Regions from separate parts of the Homo sapiens genome. Here region 1 is linked to region 2. Evidence: read pairs that join two places in POLR2A ChIA-PET (ENCODE). Cell type or tissue: Panc1. All regions are shown on one strand. Each heading gives the region's core, and the rest is flanking DNA. Links, peaks and the distances in the headings are about the cores only.

The links. Peaks named below come from ENCODE experiments on the same cell type or tissue, not always from the same donor. Only the 100,000 strongest peaks of a DNase experiment are listed, where the experiment ranks them.
Region 1: POLR2A ChIA-PET joins it to region 2 with 13 read pairs; 2 of 35 experiments call an interaction of 5 or more read pairs at or near these places.

The regions. Positions count from the first base shown.
Region 1 is chr1:86,033,839-86,036,654 of GRCh38, reverse strand. It overlaps COL24A1 (collagen type XXIV alpha 1 chain), which reads left to right. Exons shown (of 60, transcript NM_152890.7): 13 at 2,732-2,785. Among named protein-coding and RNA genes, the nearest start is that of COL24A1, 120 kb to the left of the region's middle. In Panc1, for the core only: no CTCF peak of the experiment used is centred there; no DNase peak of the experiment used is centred there; H3K27me3 peaks cover 1,122 bases.
Region 2 is chr1:85,595,461-85,598,276 of GRCh38, reverse strand. No RefSeq gene overlaps it. Among named protein-coding and RNA genes, the nearest start is that of CCN1, 16 kb to the right of the region's middle. RefSeq lists a silencer at 157-451. In Panc1, for the core only: no CTCF peak of the experiment used is centred there; no DNase peak of the experiment used is centred there; H3K27ac peaks cover 1,561 bases.

The sequences.
Region 1 (2,816 bases), core at 201-2,700, 440 kb before region 2:
GTTCATGATTAAAAGAATATAGAACCTCACCTGTATTAAAATATTAATGCAGTTATTAGCATTGAAAAACAACTGAATAAACATTAAACAAGCAAGGAAATATTCAACAATATAAAACATTGGTATGATGTTCTTTAAAAGAAAATATTATGTGTCTAATAAGGAGCCAAATAATGCCTTTGTGGTATTAACTGTGCAATATTTCATAAAACAAGAAGTGTCTAGATTTCATAGAAATTATTTCAAAAATTGATAATACATGATCAACATATGAGGGATTAAAAGAATAAATTATCTCTATCAAGAATAGAGAATTAAAATGAAATGTTTAATGAGTAATAAAGTGAGAAGAGAAACAATACACAACGGCTTGGTACAGTGGCTTATGCCTGTAATCCCAACACTACGGGAGGCTGAGGCAGGAGGTATCACTTGAAGCTGGGAGTTTGAGAAGAGTCTGGGCAACAAAGTGAGACCCCATCTCGACAACGATAATAATAATAATAAAGAAAAATACATTAAAAATTTAAAGTAGATATTCAATTAAATTATTTCAGGGGCAAAGTCAAGGTGAACAACCAATACACATGTTTGTGAACTACTGGAAGAATAAGAAGTTGAAATTAATGAATATTGCATTATTTTTCTGCTGGTTGTAGAAAGTAAGTATTTTGTGATAAGGGAAGAACTGATCACAGTTCTTTCCCCTCTTCTCTTTCTCATCTTCCCTCTCCTAGGTGGGGAAAAATTACTCATTTTGAGGGAAGGTGAGCCAGAGAACAGTTTCTCCCACTGGATGCAAGGGACTGGGAAGGATTGGGAGAACAGCACATTCTCTAGGCAATCCTGAGTGAATTCCCAAAGGTTTTTCAGCAATCCCACTCCTTGTTCAGGTTGTTTTTTAAGAACAACTTTATTGAGATATAATTCACATACCATAAAATTCACCTTTAAAGTATATAATTTGGCAGTTTTTAGTATATTCAGAATTGTGCAGCCATCACAGTATCTGATTTTATAACATTTTCATCACCCCCAAAAGAAATCCTGTACTCATTAGGAATCACTTTCCATTCCTCCCCCACATCACCAGCCGTAGGCAACCACTAATCTACTTTATGTCCCTGTGGATTTGCCTATTCTGGACATTACACAGTAATGGAATCATGCAGTGTGTCCCCTACACTTTATTATTTCACTGGGGTTTCTGGAAAACCTACTAATGATCTATCTAAAAAAAATCAATCATCTCTTATGTTTCAGACTTACTGTAGTATATTTCCTCTACTTTTTCCATTACCTGTGTGTCATAAGTACTTTCAAGTATCCATGTTAGCTCATACTGAATAGGATAATATATTGCAGATTTGCAAGTTGTTGACAAGAAAATTTGACTTCCAAAGACAACGAAAGTAAAATGCTTGAGCTTCAGCTGACTTTGAAGGGAGTATGGCTACAATATATTTGACTACACAGATGGTTTTTACATTATCCTTTGATTACAGAATAAGAGAAACTGTGCTTCTAGTAGGAGTTAACTATATTTTAGAAACATTGTACATTTTTTCCATTGTTAAACTATCTTTTAAGTTTAACCTATTCATATTTGCTCTGGGAACCAGTAATTTTTGGCAGTCTGTTAAACATAATATTTAATACTGACTTGCCTATGTAAAGAGATTATAAGAATCTAATGATAGATTTTTATTTTTGTTATTCCTAGTTTTTGTAAATGAATATTATGAAAATGTTTACAATAGTAAGTCTTATAAACATTTTTATAAAATAGCCTCTTAAAAAGTGAGCTTTAAAGTTGAGGAATGGTAAATCTTTAGAGAAAAATGTAGTATTGTAAAGTAAGAGTAGCTGAGCGTTGAGTTATTTTACAATAGAATTTATAATGAGAAGGTTTGTTATTTTACCATCCTTCATAGTTTTACCATGCAGAATTCTCAATAGGCATTTGGGAAGCTTTTAATTTTCACCTCATTTTAAATTTGTAGTATTTATGTGTATTATTCGTTTCCTTAATAAAACTGTACTTAAAGGACTTTTTGTTTTACATGTATGTCTTGGAATGATGATTTAAAGTATTCAGTATAGCATAGTTGAAAAACATGGACTCTAGAATCGGTCTGCCTCCATTCACATCTCAGTCCCACCCATTTTTAATGGTCTAACCTTGAGCAAGTGACCTACACTCTCTGTGCTTTAACTTCCTCAACAACAATGTGAGAATATTAGTATCTATTGAATAGACCTGTTATGAAGATGAAATGAAGTGTGTATATATAATTATGTGCATAAACCCTTTAGCACATGGCAAGTGCTTAATAATACTAGCTATTTTATTCTCTATGGGGTGAGTATAGGAATAGTTTGGAATAGCAGAGATAACTGAAGATTGTTCAGCCAGAAATCTTCATTGTTTTTCCTTTCATTTGGTGATTTTTTATGTATGATGAACAAACTTCTCCAATTTTGTTTTCTGTATATGTTATGTGGCATATAAAATAATTTTTATAACATATAGAAATACTGTATTTCGTTTTTTATTTTTTGAAATATTGTATTTAAAATCAATTAAGCGTGTTATGCAAAAGAATGTTTGTTGCATTACAGTTTAAGAGTTAGGAAATTAATATTTTCTATTACTAAATTCTTTGTTAGAAAATACAGCAAAAATGAATTATTTATATATGTTGGCATTCTTCCTCTTTCCCTGTGACAGGGTTTTCCAGGTGACTTTGGAGACAGAGGCCCTGCTGGTCTTGATGGCAGTCCTGTGAGTACATTATGTTGGTTCAGCCTTGCAT
Region 2 (2,816 bases), core at 31-2,530:
TCTCTTTAGGGACCCGGAGGTTTTTCCCTTGCTGCTCCACTATCTCCAGTGTGTCAGTCATGTCTCCTTCCTGGCTCAGGAAAGGTGATGTTCAGCAAAGAAGAAGGAATTTCTTCTACTGATCTCTTTTTATTATCAAGGATTTCCTTTCTCAGAAGTTTCTCTCCCCACAGAAGATTTCTCCTTCAGTATCATTGATCAATAATGAGTTACAACCCATCATTGAAAACGAAATGAGATCATCATGCAAGTCCTGATATTATCCTTTGGTTGAGGGTGGAGACAGGGGATTGCCTTCCCAGAACTTATGGGAGGAAGAACACCCAGACAGATCTGAGGCTTTGCTGACGAGGAGTCAAGGAGATGGGGTATGGCCTTTCGGTGGGCACAGCAGGTACAGCATTTAAATAACTATGGGACTTCAATAATGGAATGAAAGTCTATGAAACCATTACAAAGACTGAGGGAAAACTACATGGATCAACATTAAATGCCTTTCAAGGTATAATAAATGCAAAGCTGTATGTGTATTCTAATCTTATTTATTTATTAATTAATTATTAGTTAATGGCAAGTGGACACACCCCCCAAATCTGTAAGAATATACACTATATGCTTAAAAGTGGCTCTCCGTGCTGTGTGTGTGTGTGTGTGTGTGTGTGTGTGTGTGTGTGTGTGTGTGTGTGAGAGAGAGAGAGAGAGAGAAAGACGGGGGGCTTACTAGGAAGCTTCATGTTTGACATTCTGTATTTCTTGTAATACTGAATCTGTATAAGTATGCCTGCTTTTAAAGGGAAACCAACAACAACAGAACTCAAACATTAAAGAGAATATCTTAAATGGCCAAGTCTCGTCTTAAATGAAAGAGGTCAACTCAAGACATGGGCTCTTTTCCAAGAACAAACTAATTTGGAGGATAAGAGGGACCTGTCTGAAAGTTTCCCTTAGGAGCCCAGAATGTAAACTCCCACTGTGGATGAGCTCCTTTATTTTAACCAGCAAATACTCTTAACAGAAGAGCTGAGTTTTTACCACTCAGATCAATCTCCGTTTGCTAGAGAAAGGTGTTACCTCTGTTATGGGAAGTTGGTGGTGCTGATTCACCTCTAGGAAATCCATGGGCGGAAATCTTCCCAGGAGCCCGGTTGACACCAAGACCCTGTCTCCTAGACAGACCTCCCTGTGACCCAAGTGCCTTCCTGTGCCCCAAATGCCTTTGTCAGGGAGACAGTCAGAGAGTAAATCCTCTGGGGTCTACCTTTTACTTCATAAGTGGCTAACTAACTATAACTACTTGGACAAGTCTTCTATCTCTCGGAGTTCATTGAATGCCTCTGCAAATATAAGTATTCTTTATTTGATAGCACTGGAAATAAGGACTTTGAGTCATTAAAAAAATTTTAGAGCCAACCCCCTGGCTATCTGCAGCAATGCCCCTGGGAAGTCTCTTTGGTTACCATAAAAATAGATGGTTAAATTCAGCAGACGTTCAGGATGCAGTGTATATCTTTGATTAACTTATCCGGTGTCGGTTGGAAAATATGACATGGTATTATAAATGGAATAGGTACACTTCCCCACAAAAATACACAGACTGGAATTGTAGAAGGAAGCGGGGCTGGGCGGTGCGGCATGTTTACAGCAGCATGGTGATTTGAGATGGTCTCTATTCTTTCTTGAATTTATAACAGCATTTCCATGCCTAAAATTATTTTTCTAAGTACTTCCACAGTAAAAGGGGTGGTCCAGGTTGTGCTTTCTTTAGAAAGAATCTGAATTTTTAAAGATCATCTCTTCCTGCCCTTTAACCCCCCTGACCATGTGTGTGCATGTGCACGCGCGGGCACACACACACACACACACACACACCTGTTCTCCATCAATCTCTCTCTCTCTCTCTTTTTTTTTTTTTTTTTTTTGAGACAGAGTCTTGCTCTGTCACCTAGACTGGAGTGCAGTGGTGCGATCTCTGCTCACTGCAACCTTCGCCTCTCGGATTCAAGGGATTCTCCTGCCTCAGCCTCCCGAGTAGCTGAGATTACAGGTGCCCGCCACCACCCCCAGTTAATTTTTTTGTATTTTTAGTAGACTGGGTTTCACCATGTTGCCCAGGCTGTTTTTGAACTCCTGACCTCAAGTGACCCACCCCCTCAGCCTCCCAAAGTGCTAGGATTGCAGGCATGAGCCACCACGCCCAGCCTGTTCTCCATCAGTCTCTATGCTGGTGAACTGCAGAGCACCCACTCTCAGGAGAGAGCTGCAACTCAGCTCCCACCATGTACAAATTGCTCATATGTGTAAATTTTTCAAAGGAAGCTAGAAATTTTACTTTAAAAAAAAAAAAAACTCCCAGTTTTCAAACATTGGCAGCAAGCCAGTTTGTGTGTGTGTGTGTGTGTGTGTGTGTGTGTGTGTGTCAGAGTCTCACTCTGTCACCCAAGCTGGAGTATACTAGTATGAATCTATTTCACTACAGCCTCCACCTTCTGGGCTCAAGTCATTCTCCTGCCTCAGCCTCCCATGTAGCTGGGACCACAGGCATCCACCACAATGCCTGGCTATTTTTTTAATTTTTTTATAGAGACAGAGTCTCACTTTGTTGCCCAGGCTGCTCTTGAACTCCTGGGCTCAAGAGATCCTCCTGCCTTGGCCTCCTAAAGTGCTAGGATTACAGGCATGAGCCACTGTGCCCAGCCCAATCCAGTTTTATAAATGCCATGTATGCTGAACAAAACATGTCTATTTGTCAGATTCTAGTGGGACCACTAGCCTTGGACCTCTGCCCTGGGGCAATGTAGAACAAACTTGTTCTCTCT